Linked DNA regions of Homo sapiens: region 2 is linked to region 1. The links are chromatin contacts, found by Hi-C or POLR2A ChIA-PET in ENCODE. All regions are on one chromosome and are shown on one strand. The core of a region is the stretch at or near the end of the contact, and the rest is flanking DNA. Distances in the headings are between cores, read along the strand shown.

Region 1 (7,855 bases), core at 2,126-4,625:
AGGGGCACTTACTGAATATGTGTTTCTAGGACCCCACCCCAGACCCTCTGAACCAGAATCTCTGAGGGAGGGACCTATGAATGTGTATGTACAATACACCTGTTCCCCATACTGCCGCCTGCCCCCACCCGCCCTTCCCACCCCGCGACGCCGCAGCCCCCAGGTGATTCTTATCATCCCAGAGGTTTGGAAAATGATGGCAAAGATAAAGACCAGCACTGGCCTTAGCCAAACCTGGGCTCTGTCCTGCAGAGTTTTCCTGTATGGATATGACGTTGCTTCTTTCCAGAAGTTCACACATGTCCTGTTTGTGGCTCACCCTAGGAAAAGAGGTCTGCTACGGACAACTTGGCTGCTTTTCTGATGAAAAACCATGGGCAGGAACCCTTCAGCGACCTGTAAAATTACTTCCCTGGTCCCCCGAGGACATTGACACCCGCTTTCTTCTGTACACAAATGAAAATCCAAACAACTTCCAAGTAAGAGCAGGCATGTAAGCGCTGCATGGTGGGTGTATTTGGGCCGCCACAGTGGAGTCTTTGCATGGCTGTCTAGGGCATAAGTCACTGCCCTGGAATTTTCCAGAAACTCCAAGGCATAGAATCCAAGGCGTAGCTCTCAGGATCATAAACACCTGAGTATCTGATGAAATCTACTGATGCCTAACCCAGAAACTTACACATTCACACACACTGGTGCAGAGAACTTCAGGGGCTACCCCAGCGTAAATGCCTTGTTCCCTGGGAGGAAGGGACTATGAGCAGCATTTATGGAGAAGCCCAGGCCTGGTGTAGCCACCGGAAAGTCTGCCTCGTTTCTACACAGGAGAGTGGAGGGGGAGAAGCCTCTTGGGCATTGGGGGTGGGGGTGGGTGTAAATTCTTCCTGAAGAGCTAGGAGACAGGTAGGGGAGAGGGGACATGTAGCCACAATAGATAAAAGATGAGGTCCTCTGGAGCAACCTCCAGTTTTCAGCAGGTCTGCCCATCAGAAGCAGATCAGACTTGCTCCAGAGTGTCAGAAGTGACCAGGAGACAGTTTCAAGAAAGACATTGCTGAGAATCCAGCAGCTCACAGCTCTGGTCCCTGACAGAGTTTAGGGAGCCAGGTGCTGTCAATAGGTTTCTGAGGTCACCCACTGTGGGACTCTATCTGACAGACCAGCCTTCTTAGTGCCCCCAGCCCAGAGTCGGCTTGGACATGGTTACGGTGCGTCTCATCTGTAGGGGTTGGTGGCATCTTCTGGCATCTCATCTGTAGAGGTTGGTGGCATCTTCTGGCGTCTCATCTGTAGGGGTTGGTAGAAGGGGGTCGAGCAGCCTGTGGCAATTTAGAAGTGCATTCCAAAGTCTCACAGCTCCACTGAACTGAATTTGCTCCCACACTTAAGCTTCTGGTCCAGGGGTTCCTCACCTTTTCTGTGCCAGGAACCTCTCTGGCCACCTGGAAGAAGCCTAAAGGCCCCTTCTTAGGTCAATTTTTTGTTGTTGTTGTTTTTTGTTGGTTTGTTTGTTTTTTTTGAGACAGAGTCTTGCTCTGTCACCCAGGCTGGAGTGCAGTGGCGCGATCTCGGCTCACTGCAAGCTCTGCCTTCTGGGTTCATGCCATTCTCCCGCCTCAGCCTCCTGAGTAGCTGGGACTACAGGTGTCTACCACCACACCCAGCTAATTTTAGTAGAGACGGGGTTTCACCGTGTTAGCCAGGATGGTTTCGATCTCCTGACCTTGTGATCCGCCTGCCTCAGCCTCCCAAAGTGCTGGTATTACAGGCGTGAGCCACCGTGCCCGGCCAGGTCAATGTTTTTAAATGCAGAAATAAAATATATTGGATTACAAAAGAAACGAATTATATTGAAAAATAATTACCAAAACATTTAAATATATAAATATGTGATATAGTCATATATGTGCTTTTTATATATCATTAAATAACAAGATCTAGGGGTTGGTCTAATAACTACTATAATTTAAAATATTAATGAGTATAAATGATATTTTTAGATATCTGCAATAATTACATTATGACCTGAAAATACCTGTGACTTCTACCGGGGACAGAGTCACAGGTGTTGCTAATACCACTGTGGTTTATTGTCTAGTTTTGTGATTAACTGAAATGCTAGATATGGATTAAGGATTAACTAAAATAGAAAGTCTGTGAATTTGGACTTTCTGAAATCTATCCACAACCCCAGGTCAGGAGCTCCTTCTAGTCTGACCCAGCTTTGTGGGCATTGAAGCTGTGATATCAATTCTGAAACTGGCTCTAATAGACTCGTGGCTTGGAAAGGGCAACATTCAAATTAATCTTTTTAAATTAAACCAGCTAATCACTGGCACGGAACCAGACACCATTGAGGCTTCAAACTTCCAACTGGACCGCAAGACACGCTTCATCATCCATGGCTTCTTAGACAAGGCGGAGGACAGCTGGCCATCGGACATGTGCAAGGTAGGGCCCTACCACTTGGCCACTCCCTGGTGAGACCAGCACCCAACACACAGATTCAAACACTGTACCCCCAGTTTCCCTTAGACTGGGAAAAGAAATACTTCAGAGAGAGATGGGTCCTTTTTAAAACCACCGAGGAAAGCCCAGTTCCAAAGGGCATCCATTACCAAGCTCTCTCTACCTACCAATTTCTAGCCAACAATCTCCTATGAGGCTGAAGACACCCAGAGTTCAGTCAAAAAGTCTCGAGGTGGAGACTGCAGCAAACTGCTGGGCATTTATCCCTGAGGACTTATGTAAAACCCCTTTGTGATGTTAAAAACACTTAAATTTTACCCTCTAAAGCACCGCTATCCAATAGAATGTTCTGCAGTGATGAAGGTGTTCTATATATGCACTGTCCAAATCAGAAGCCACTGGCCACATAAGTTATTCAGCACTTGAAATGTGGCTGGTGCAAACGAGGAGCTGAATTTGACATGTTATTGAGTAGTAGTAGTCTGCTCACACCTGATTTAGTAAGTGGTCTTTTTAACCTGGTTGTGTTCCTAACGATGTGTGAGACCTCAGACACGTCACTCACCCATTCCAGGGTTCAGTTTCCATATCTGTTAAGCGGGTACTAGCATGTCCAGTCCATAGCACTGCAGTGAGGGTGACGTTATGGCAGGTATAAGAACATCAAAGCTCTGGCATGGGCTAGGTGTTTGACAGACGTGAATGCCTATCTCTGGGGTGTGCACCTGGGGGCTGTTTATAAATTGATTTCTCTCCCTTGTTTGTCTTCCCCAGAAAATGTTTGAAGTGGAGAAGGTGAACTGCATCTGTGTGGACTGGAGGCACGGGTCCCGGGCAATGTACACCCAAGCCGTGCAAAACATTCGGGTTGTTGGGGCGGAGACAGCTTTCTTAATACAAGCACTGTCGGTAAAACCCTGCCTGGGCCCTGTCCTGTGGGTAGGGGTCAGAGAGGGGCAGGGAGGTACCACGTGGCATGGAGAGGCAGCCTGGGGACCCGTGGGCATGGGTAGGGGCCGGCAGCTAGTAGCCCAGATTGCAATCAAGAAGGGCAATTCCCAAGATGAAGCTCTGCAACCTTCCTCTTTGCCTGCTGTCCTGAAGACACCTTGCCCTATCACTGTCTAGCTGTGGGGCCTGAGGCAAACTAAGCCTTGGTTTCCCCTTTTGAAATAGACCTTCCTTGCAGGCTGTTCTGCAAGGGTCAGAGAGCAGGCTGGGCTGCCCCGCAGCTCCCAGTGCAGAAGATGAGTTTTCATCCTTCGCCAGCCCACGAGGGAAGGCCCTGGACCTTTCTGCAGGATCTATCGGGAGGGGGCGGGGGGAGCCAGAGATAGGGCCCACTCTACCCGTGCTTGCCCAGACAGGCCATACCCCTGGCAGGGACGAGGAAAGGGAGCTGGGGGTGGGGCAGTCCCGGGCGGCAGGCCGTGTGCCACGCCCGCCCAGGTGGCCTGCAGTTGGCGTGGTGGCCGCTGGTCAGCACTGTTGCCCCGCGCACGAGCCGGCCTGCGGGACTCGCAGGCTGCAAATAGGAAGCGGGGTCGCCCTGCCCCAGGCGGCGTGCTCGAGCCCGGGTCCTGCCCCCATCCCTGGCAGGGCCCGGCGCCCCGCTCTCAGACCAGCGGGTCCCCACGCGGTGCTGTGGGACCTGACACGCTATCCCTCCGCAGACGCAGCTAGGGTACAGCCTTGAGGACGTGCATGTCATCGGCCACAGCCTGGGCGCGCACACGGCCGCGGAGGCGGGCAGGAGGCTGGGGGGCCGCGTGGGCAGGATCACAGGTAGGGGTCGCGGGGCCCCGGGCCGGAGTCCCAGGCCCCCGGGTGCGCACCTCGGAAGCCTCGGCCAGCGCCTTTCCGACGGCGAAGGGCGCCCCTGATGGTCCTCCTGGGGACCCGATTTTTTGTGATGACCGGCCTTAAATTTAAAAATAATTTTCCATAATGTGTATTAGAAAATAGATAATTAAAAATAAAAATGCATTCATTTTTTAAAACAAAGGCTGGGCCACTGGCTCACACCTGTAATCCCAGCACTTTTGTAGGCTGAGGCGAGAGAATCGCTTGAGGCCAGGAGTTCAAGACCAGTTTGGCAACATGGTGAAACCTTGTCTCTATAAAAAATTTTTAAAGTTGGCCAGGGGTGATGGCTCTGCCTGTAGTCCCAGCTACTCGAAAGGCCCAGGTGGGAGGACTGCTTGAGCCTAGGTGTTCCAGGCTGCAGGGAGCTGTGATAGCTCCACTGCACTCCACCCTGGGTAATAAAGGGAGACTGTATCTCAAAAAAAAAAAAAGAGAAAGGAGGAAAGAAAAGAAGGAAAGGAGGCAAGGAAAGAAAGAAAGAAAGAGAGAGAGAGAGAGAGAGGGAGGGAGGGGAGGGAAGGAGAAAAGTGAGGCCGGGCGCAGTGGCTCACGCCTGTAATCCCAGCACTTTGGGAGGCCGAGGTGGGTGGATCACGAGGTCAGGAGATCCAGACCATCCTGGCTAACAAGGTGAAACCCTGTCTCTACTAAAAATACAAAAAATTAGCCGGGTGTGGTGGGGGGCACCTGTAGTCCCAGCTACTCGAGAGGCTGAGGCAGGAGAATGGCATGAACCCGGAAGGCGGAGCTTGCAGTGAGCGGAGACCGTGCCACTGCACTCCAGCCTGGGCGACAGAGCGAGACTCCACCTCAAAAAACAAAAAAAAAAAAAAAAAAAAAAAAAAAGAAAGAAAGAAAAGAAAAGGAGAAAGATTTAACTAGCACATTAAATCCATGACTTAAGAGCTATTATTTTCAGAGTATGGCAAAGTAAAAGAAAAAATGTGAGATGGTTTTAAAAATTCGTCAGTTCCACGTAATTGTTTGAATGTCTCTACTGCGCCAGGCAAAGACAGAAAATGCAAATGCACACTGAGACCTGCCATATAGAAGGCGCTCAGTAAATACTGAATGAATGAATGAAGCACTAAACTGAATGCATATAAGGCAAAGACACAAATAACTTAATTTTGTGCAGCCAAATCAGTTTGTAACTTCACCAAACAGTTCACATCAACATTTAATGAGCGTCCCTTTGCCCAAGGCACTGGGTGAAGGATGAGGGGGTATTGGTTTGTGTTTATGTAGAATTTTGCAGTTTGCAAAGTCCCTTCTCTTACATCTCTTCATGAGGGTTTCACAACGACTCTGTAAGGTAGGGGTTGTCATTATTCCTGCTTTCCCGATAAGGATACAGAAGCTCAGAGAGGGCAGACATTTGACCTGGAGTAGAACTAGGGCAAGAATACAGGCCACTGTGTGCCCCCTCCTCCCACGCTCTGTTTCTCTCTGAAGATGACCTGGGGACAGCATAATACAAAGTGGATGGAATGGGCTGAGAAAGGAGAGGGGTTAGATTTTCCATTTAACCATGAGGAGGTGGTGTGTGAGCTGGGTTTGGAGGAGAAAGATTTAGATAAAGGAAGAATGTGGGAAAGAGCACAGCAGGCTGGAGAATGGCGTGAGCCAAACAAAGGAGTAGATGCTAGCAGCTGGGTAAGGCCTGGGGTCTTGCAGTCTCTGAGAGCAGTGGCCAAATGGTAATGTGTGAGGACAAAAAGAAAAAGGGAAAGAAGGGGTGTACGGAGGCTACCCAGATCCTCCACGGAGCCAGGCACTGGGTATTTCTGAATGTTCATCCACAGGCAATGACCCCATTCCCAGCCTTTCTGTCCCAGACTCTCTCTCCCAGGCAGACCAAGAACTGCAGACCCAATCCCCAGAACCATAGCTGCTGGGGTAGGAGGAATCCTCATGCTTAGTCTGCCAGTACTGGCTTTAAATCCCAGTTCTTAAGAGTCCAGCCTGCCTACCTTCTCCCTTTCAGGGCTGGATCCAGCAGGGCCGTGCTTCCAGGATGAACCTGAGGAGGTTCGGTTGGATCCATCTGACGCCGTGTTTGTGGATGTGATTCACACAGATTCTTCTCCCATAGTTCCTTCCCTAGGTGAGTTCCTCAATCCCATCTCCTGCTGACCTGTGCTACAGCTAATGACATTGGGTCCAGATATCCCCTCTCACACATACATACACACACAGCAGGGGAGGCCATTTGAAATAGCTACAGGAATGGCTTGGGCACCAACCAGTCAAAATGGGTACCAGTCCCAAATAAATAGCTAGTTCAATGCCAGTGGAATCAGCGTGCAGCCCTGGGTTAAACAAAAACCCTTCTGTAGTCTATGAAAGGTTGTCAATCAATCTTCAAACTCTGCATCCTTCCCCAATCTACCAGTAACTAGTGGGGCAGATGTATTCATTCTTAAAACTTGACCTGTACTTGCAAAATACGAAGTTAATTTTTGAATATTTTTCTTACTTCTTCAGTCAAAGCTTTGGTTACACTTTGTTTTGTTGGCAACTTTATCCCATTCTTTAATTCTTCTAAAATCAGTGTTTTTTTTTCAATATTTTCTTATATAGCCACTCATGAAACTTGCCAATAAAGGGTATGTTTTTGATGATGATGATGATGATGTTATCACTTACTTAGTGTTTACCATGTGCTACACTGAACATTTTGCATACATTAGCTTGTCAATTCTGTAACACTCTAAAAAGTGGGCTTTATTACCACCATTTCATGGCTGAGGAACTGAGGCTCAATTAGGTTAAGTAATTGACCCAGATCACAAAATCTGTAAGTAAAACCAGGATTTGATCACGGGTTCATATGCTTTGAAAGCCAAAGAGCCTAGCCATATGCTACGGCTCACAATATAACAATATAATGTTATGTAGTCTCCACATAACAATATAATGTAGACATCAAAATTTTAAAATGAGTAAAGTAATACAAATTGCACCAGTCTTGATAGGTCTACTGGTGCATAATGGTAGCAGGGCATATCAATATGGTCCAAGACTCTCCGAGACACACAGATGCACATCCAAATGTATGTGTCTCACTCACCCAAAGCTCAGCCTCCCCCTCATCTCACTTCCTCTGCCCTCTCCTCCGTCCTCATCTTGCCAAGCACCCATCTTTGAGAACTTTCTGCAGAGCTAGAGGCAGTGGTAGCTGTGATAAAGGGAGAATTTGCCAAAAAGGGTCTTGCTGTGGCCACACCCTAACTTTGGCACCAGTCACCTCGCCGCTCATCTCTGCTTCAAATATTTTAGGTTTCGGAATGAGCCAAAAGGTGGGCCATCTGGATTTCTTTCCAAATGGAGGAAAGGAAATGCCCGGATGTAAGAAAAATGTCCTTTCAACCATTACTGATATTGATGGAATATGGGAAGGTATGTAAATTAAAGAAGTAAGACAGCAATTGCTCTGTTCGGGGAGAAAGCAGAATGCATGGTCTGGCCTTCATAATGCTGACATTTGCCACCGTTTATGGAGTGTTGTGAAAATGTG
Region 2 (7,855 bases), core at 3,321-5,820, 39 kb after region 1:
CCCAATCCCGGCAGTGGGGAGATCTAGCTCCACGTTTCCTTTCCAAGATCGTGGGTTTTAACTCTTTCAGGTTTTCAGAACACTGGGAAAAAATCCTGACAGTTCACTGAGCTTTGCCTCAGCCCTTGGAAGGGAATCCAGCTACCTTCTATTGAGATGTGGCTTTTTTCTTTGAACATTTTTTTTTTTTTTGAGACGGAGTCTCACTCTTGTGCTCAGACTGGAGTGCCGTGGTGTGATCTTGGCTTACTGCAACCTCTGCCTCCCGGGTTCAAGAGCTCCTCCCACCTCAGCCTCCTGAGTTGCTGGGACTACAGGCATGAGCCACAACGCCCGGCTAATTTTTGTATTTTTAGTAGAGACGGGGGTTTCACCATGTTGGCCGGGCTGGTCTCAAACTCCTGACCTCAGGTGATCCACCTGCCTCAGCCTCCCAAAGTGCTGGGATTACAGGTGTGAACCACTGCACCTGACCTTTCTTTAAACATTTAATCTCTAAAATATTAAAATATCTTTTAATTCAAATAGCGATTTTTTAATGACTTTTTTTTCTTGATTATAAAAACAATACCTATTGGCTATGGAAAATTGAAAAAAGCATAAATAAACAAAAATAACCAACAGGACCATCATCCAAATGACCACTGCTAGCATTATAGGTTAGTGCCCCCCCCCACCCTTTTTTAAAAACAGAAAGCAGGATTATAGTGTGTATGAGTTTGTGTGTATGAGGGACACACACACACAGGTCTGGTGTTACTGTACAGTTTTATGACCTGCCTATTTCATGTATGGGATCCTCAGTATTTTTATACAACACCATTTTTCCATCATATCATTTAAAAATAATGAGATGTACCATAATCCTGAACCCTGTGGGGAAGGTGTTGTTATCTGGTTTTGTGTGACAATCTCCCTTTACACACATTCGTGGCTGTTTTCCTGGACAAAGGTTCTTAACCATTCTTGTGGTGGGGACCCACTGCTGTCTAGTGAAACCTGTGGGCCTCTTGTCAGAACAGTATTTCCAAATGTTTAAAGCAAAATACATAAGATTACAATGGAAACAATATTGAAATATTATCAAAATATTAAAAAGAACAAATTTATAAAACAGCCATTTCTTTATTCTTATATTGAATAACACTATGTGAGAGAGTAGATATAGTCACTGTAATAACCACCATGATTACAGAGATGAGCTTTAACATCATTCCAGCTGTTTGCAGCCAGAGCCACGTGATACAAAAACATCTGTGACTGCTCTCAGGCCAAGGTGACAGGTCCTGCAGTGGTTTGTTGCCTGCATTCATCAAGGAAGGAAATACTAAATTTCGCCTGGAGGTTAGTGAAAACAATGATGTAACTTTTTTTCTCATCAAAGTTCTCTGACCTTCTGACTTCTACCCATGGAATCATGGGAGCCCAGCATGTCCAGGTGAAAATTCTTGCCTTGGAAAAAACCTCCGAGGCCCAGCTTGCTGCCTCGTGTGGCTCTGCACATTTCTGAGTGGATGACAACGGTCTCATTGTCCCAGGAGCTGTTATTTCTTCTGCATACGGGTGGTTGCTGAGGGAGGTCAGGGTGCCTGCTGGTGGCAAGATGATGTTATCCAGTGTTACGGCTTGAACTATGTCCCTCAAAAAAAACATGAAAGTCCTAGTCCCCGTACTTTATGTGACTTATTTGGAACTAGAGTCATTGCAGGTATAATGAGTTACAATGAGGTCACAGTGAAGTAGGGCATGCTCCTGATCCAGTGCGACTGGTGTCCTTGTAAGAAGACGGCCGTGTGGCTGGGCACAGTGGCTCACACCTGTAATCCCAGCACTTTGGGAGGCCGAGGCAGGCGGATCACGAGGTCAGGAGATCAAGGCCATCCTGGCCAACACAGTGAAACCCCATCTCTACTAAAAATACAAAAAATCAGCCGGGCGTGGTGGTGGGCGCCTGTAGTCCCAGCTACTTGGGAGGCTGAGGCAGGAGAATGGCGTGAACCCAGGAAGCAGAGCTTGCAGTAAGCCAAGATCACGCCACTGCACTCCAGCCTGGGTGACAGAGCTAGATTCTGTCTCAAAAAAAAAAAAAAAAAAAAGAAGATGGCCGTGTGAAGGCAGAGAGGCACCCAGGGGGCCTGGAGTTAGTAGCAAGAAATGCCAACGTGGCTGCAAAACACAGCAAGCTAAGAATAGATGAGTAAGGATTCCCCACGGGTTTCAGAGGGAGCTGGCCCTGCTAACACCCCAGTTTTGGACTTCCAGCCTCCAGAACTGTGAGACAATAAATTTCTGTTGTCTTAAGCCACCCAGTTTGTGGGACTTTGTGGAGGCAGCCCTATCACACCAATATAGCTGGTATCTGCCAACTGGACCCTCCTGGGGACTGGGATTCTGGAAAACCAGGGCTGGGGTGGGCGTGGTGTCTGCGCCGCTGTCAGGAACATGCCAGGACCCAGGGACTGTTTGGTTAGAGGGTTGGGCTAGGTCTTCAGTGAAGATCCTGGCCTGGCTGCAGTGTTACCTCGGGGGTTAGGAACCCTAGCTCATGGTCAACATAACCTGGAGAAAACCCGCACAAGAAACTTTAGCATGCGGAGAAGCAGCCTCTTTATTCCCACATGACAAAAAACGGTCTTTATCATTAATGACATGCAACCGTCAACCACTCAGGATGCAGGCGGCAGTTAAAAAATTCTTGTTACTAAATTTCTTTATTGCTCACTGGGCGTGATTCCAACATGAGAATGGCAGGTTTTGGAAGCCCCACTTAAAGTTCACCTCCTTGGGAGACTCTGCGCTTCTAGCCTTCTGCATACTTTGCGGAGGACAGTGGCTCTAGATACATCTTCCCACTGCATGGTATACTTGGCCTCTGAGCACAGCCACATGTCAGCGGAGTTTTGGGGTCCTCTCTCAGGGGCCTTCCAAGGGCAGGGCAGCTTCCATCTAGGAGAGGAACCGTCCGTGTGAGTTGCAGGGAGCTGGCCCAGCTAAGCAGAAAGGCCACTGCAAACATTTCATCCCCTTTTTAAAACGGTAGTAGGAAGGAAAGAGACATTTCTCCTCACCTGGAATAGAAAAATCGGGATATTTTGGCAGCAGCTCTTCATGCTGCAAAACTTTTGGAGACGGAGCAGAAGTTTTTGTGGAGCTAACTCCATATATTCTAAAACAAGAATAGAAGTCACAAAGTTATGGACCTTTTATTAAGAATAGAATAATAATAAATAGAATAAAATACAATACATAAATATGAGTAAATATATGAACATGGTATGTTATTTCTTTACAATTTATTCTAAAGGTAAAGATCACCCTCCTCATTTCGCAGAAGAGAAAGCTGAGGCCACTCAGCACCCTTGGGCCTTAAGCCACTGCCAGGATGGTAGCCCTGCTGGTTTTTACTCCCATCCCCTCCCTGCAAACCAGCAAAGACCACAGGTAGAGCTGCTGGGGAATGCTGAGCACAGGTTGGGAGCAGAGGGCACCTGCCTACTGGGGAAGCCCTGAAACTACAAATGAGGCACCTTCTCTAAGACAAATCACACACAAATAGTCCTAGTGCTGGGATGGGGACATCTGGTAAACCCCCATCCTGGGTTTGCACTTCTCCCTTTGACCTTGTGCCTGGGGTACGGACCCAAGCCAGACTCACTCTTCATATGGTTTCAGATGTGCCTTCTTGGCCCTCTCCGTGATCTCCAGGAAGTCCTTGTAGCAGTTTTTGGCCATGACAGTGTATCTCGTGCCACAGCCAAATTCAGTGACCTTGGCTCTCGGCAGGTAGCCTGCCCAGCCAGGGATCGGGGGCTCCTGGAGAGGTTTCTTTACATATTTGCATTCTGTAAAAAGACACCATGGCACAGAGAAAGCAACTAAAAAATGTTTTCCACTGACCCAGAAGCTGAGGCCTGAAAACTTGTGACTTGCCTAGGGTCTCCTAGTTCTCAGACCAGCACCCTCTTCCCTAACCAGGACTGTGCCCCCTCCCCTAGAAATGTTTCTTTCTGGCCAGCCTCTGTGGCTCATGCCTGTAATCCCAGCACTTTGGGAGGCTGAGGCAGGCAGATCACCTGAGGTCAGGAATTTGAGACCACCCTCGGCAACATGGTGAAACCCCGTCTCTACTAAAAATACAAAAATTAGCCAGGCATGGTGGCATGCACCTGTAGTCTCAGCTACTTGGCTGAGGCTGAGGCTGAGGCAGGAGAATCGCTTGAACCCAGGAGGCAGAGGTTGCAGTGAGCCGAGATCACACCACTGCACTCCAGCCTAGGCAACAGAGTGAGACTCCGTCTCAAAAAAAAAAAAAAAAAGAAAAAGAAAGAAAGAAAAAGAAATGTGTCTTTCTCATTTTAAGAAATGGAGCCTTTGCATTTGGTGCTGACCCCTGGGATTTGGAACGGTGCGGGATTCTGGGTGCTATGGGGCAGCTCAGCTGGCCTATGAGAATCTGCAGGGGTGACCAGGGGTGAGGGGAAATGGTTTCAGGGCGCTGCTACCCAGGATCAGGGGGTGGTACTGCAGATTGTACTGGTGCAGGGCCTGCAGGACCGTCTCCTCGGAGTTGACAGGTTTCAGTTTCGGGGCAGTGGCCACTGCGCAGCACAATTCCCGCAGCTGTTCTTTATAGCGCTGTGTTTTCTCCTGGAAGGTTTTCACACAGTGGTTCATGTCATCCTCCTTGGACATTCCTTGGCAGCTGAGGAATGGCACAAAGCCTGCAAGAGCCGAATGGAATCACAGCCTTCAGCAAGACTGGCCAGCAAGGAATTCAGAGCCCGCCTAAACTCCCCAGCATTTCAGCCCACCCTTTGGCATTTCTTCCTCAGCCAACAGCACTACGTTTTTCCAAAGGCCATTAATACAAGCAGTGCTGTTGTTTCCACTGCGGCTGGGCCCTCCCAAGGCCACAAAAAATGACCTTGGAGCTGGGGAGGGAAGGCCCATTTCAACAAAGGCGATGACAGTAATACTCTTTGAATAGCAAAGCCCCTGATGTCAGCCTGACGGAAAATGGGGAAAGCATTTAATGGGCCAAAATGATAGTCTAAGGAGTAATTGAAATTATTCATCTTTTTAAAGAGAAAGCTTATTTTCCTCGACACTTCCCAAATGCAATTTGGGATCTTTCTTGCCGGACCATCAGGAAATTGCAGGCTTATTAAAAGTAGAGCCCTGTTACACAAAAAGGTAAATTCATTATCTGCAAGACCCACCCCTAGCACAATTTTTCACCATTTCCCACCAAGTAACATATAATCATTACAATTAGTATGGGTAAAACACAACTATTTACTTAAACTGGAGGCTGAATCCTAAGTACTATAATATTGTCACAATAAAACCATTTTTTTTTTTTTTGAAGAACAAATGAGGAAAACTGGTTAAGAACTTAGTTTCAAACTGCAAAATAAATAAATAAATCTCTCTCCTTATGGAAACCCAACATTTTTGCCATGGTCTCCAGGAAAACAAAACCTGGCTTCAGAGTTGAAAGTAGCAATCCTCACCCCCAGAGCCCTACAATAACCCCCTCTGGAAGAACCTAATTACTAAACTAATCTTGACAGTGTTGGAAGCCTTCCATGCATCGCCCAGACTCCCCAACCCTTGGATGATTAAAAGATATCCTAACATTATGAAGACCCTAGGGGCTTTGCCACAGTGGTTTCCCTGCCATCAGGGCCGACTTTGGTCTGCCTAGGTTTTATATTAGTGCATATATGCACAGACATAAGCATACGAACTACCTTTATCGAGTCTCGCTAAGGACCAAGACATTTAAAATAGGTTATGTATGCTGGCTCCTTTAATCCTCACAACAATCTTATGGTATCCCATGTAGTGGGTTGAACTGTATCCTCCAAATAGATATATGCAAGTCCTAACCCCTGGTACCTGTGAATGTGCATTTATCTACAAATAGGGACTTCTCAGATGTAATTAAGTTAAGGGCCTAAAAATGAGATCATCCCGGATTTAGGGTGGGTCCTAAATCTGATGACTGATGTCCTTATAGAGGAAAGAAGAGAGAGACTTGTGACACAGAGACAAAGGGGGAAATGCCGTGTGAGGATGAAGAGAGTGACTGGAGAGATGCTGCCACAAGCCAAGAACACTGGGGCCACCAGAAGCTGGAAGAAGCAAAGGTGGGATCCTTCCCTAGCGCCTTCAGAAAGAGCATGGCCCTGCGGGCACCTCGATTTCAGACGTCTGGCCTCAGAACTGTGAGGGAATGCATTTCCATCACTTTAAACCACATAGTTTGTGGTAATTTGTTGCAGTGGTCCTAGAAAACAAATACATCCATTTTATAGAATGTTGTACTTACCACAGAGAGGCAAGTTACTTACAGTCTCATCGACAGTGACCAAACAGAGATTCGAACCTCAGCTTGTCAGAACCCAAAGCCTATTCTCAACCAGCCATTAGGACCAGAGTGAGGTTGGGCAACCCTGGAATATCACCCAAGTACTATTCCTCCTGAGAACGGCTGTATGGGAGAGCCAAGGGTCTGTGGGGACCACTGGGTTTGTCACCCACAGGGATATGACTTAGTAAGTTCTCAGTAGCCCAGAAGCCTGAGGAGGAATAGCCTCTAGGTAGGGCAACCAATCGTCCTGGTTTGCCAAGGACTGAGGAGTTTCCCAAATGCAAGATTTTCAGTGTTAAGGAAAGTCCCAGGCAGTCCCAGGACAAAGGCAGTCCCAGGTAGACCAGGGCAGTTGGCCAGCCTTCCTTTAGGGGATGCAGGAAAGGATGGGAGCACAAGAATAACCTTTGTGGAGGACTTGAGAAAACCAACTTGGGGAGAACAGGGCCTCTACTTATTCATGTGTCTATCCTCATCACATTGTGTCTATCCTCATCACATTGTGTCTATCCTGGTCCAAATTCATTCAACAGGCATTAAGTGCTTCCTCTGCATACCAGGCCATGTTCTGGGACGTGTGGTCTAAGTTCTGCCCCTCAGAACCCGGCCATCAGCCATCTTCAGCGATGGAATGCTCTCAATGCATGTCTGAGAAGCTAGAGCGCCTAGACTGGTCCAGTTGGCTGCACAGACACAGACAGTGGGTCAAGGCAGGGACAGTGACCAGGACCCGGGTTCCCCTGCCAGGCACAGCTGCAGGGTACGTCCACACTTACCGCTATAGCCTGGTGTGATTGGCAGGTTTCTCATGAAGGTCTTGGAAGGCTCCATGATTTCGCTCTCTGTTAGTGGAGGGAAGAGGGAATGAAACGGTCTCATCAAAAGTCACTGCCTTAAGGAATTACTATTGAGTGTGCACAAGCTCTTGGGAGTGGAAGAATGACTGCCAGGAGTTGGGGCTGAGAGGCAGCACTACCACCTTACCCAAAGCCAGAGACACAGCTGGCTTCAGTCACAAACCAATGACCTATTACCAAGGGCCCATCACCTTTTATGTTAACTTGGATAACAGTGTGTAGATCACACCTACCAGGGTCTCCTCTCCCCTCCATCCGACCTCCAGCCATCCAACAATTGTGAACTGTACTCATACTATGGCTGTGAAACATGATAGAGGCTGGGAATGCAAAGCTTCTGAGCAAGCCCAGAAGCCCCTGTGTTAGGTTCATGAGCCTCAGGTGAGGAGAGAGATGAGGCCCGCACACCCCCAGACCTCCTTCTTGATCCAGGTGAAATCAGGTTGCAGTGGTGATTTTTGCCAGCCCCCACCATTACCCCTGGAACATCTGGCAATGTCCAGAGGCATATTTGGCTGTCAGAAGTGGGGGATGGGATGCTACTGAACATCCTGCAATGCTCAGAAGCCTCCCCCCACCCGCCGGCACACACATGCACACACACACACACACACACACACAC

Evidence for each region. A loop is a pair of places that touch in the nucleus more often than their neighbours do. ChIA-PET counts read pairs that join two places held with the same protein, here RNA polymerase II (POLR2A).
Region 2: a map of transverse colon shows a loop between it and region 1 (16-fold over the local background). The contact joins two enhancer-like sites. A Hi-C loop is called at or near these places in 1 of 168 maps with a recorded cell type or tissue (transverse colon). POLR2A ChIA-PET finds 5 or more read pairs at or near these places in 3 of 52 experiments (OCI-LY7, WTC11 and activated B cell).

Annotation. Positions count from the first base shown.
Region 1 is chr10:116,623,621-116,631,475 of GRCh38, forward strand. It overlaps the pseudogene PNLIPRP2. Among named protein-coding and RNA genes, the nearest start is that of PNLIPRP1, 37 kb to the left of the region's middle. Within about 2 kb of position 3,376, at least 2 of the 41 ENCODE cell types and tissues checked have a DNase peak (open chromatin) inside an H3K27ac peak, as active enhancers do.
Region 2 is chr10:116,661,106-116,668,960 of GRCh38, forward strand. It overlaps SPMIP5 (sperm microtubule inner protein 5), which reads right to left. Exons shown (of 6, transcript NM_001350931.2): 2 at 7,153-7,218; 3 at 4,503-4,721; 4 at 3,656-3,842; 5 at 3,069-3,166; 6 at 2,591-2,946. The coding sequence starts at 7,207. The coding sequence ends at 2,801. Among named protein-coding and RNA genes, the nearest start is that of SPMIP5, 4.9 kb to the right of the region's middle. Within about 2 kb of position 4,571, at least 7 of the 41 ENCODE cell types and tissues checked have a DNase peak (open chromatin) inside an H3K27ac peak, as active enhancers do.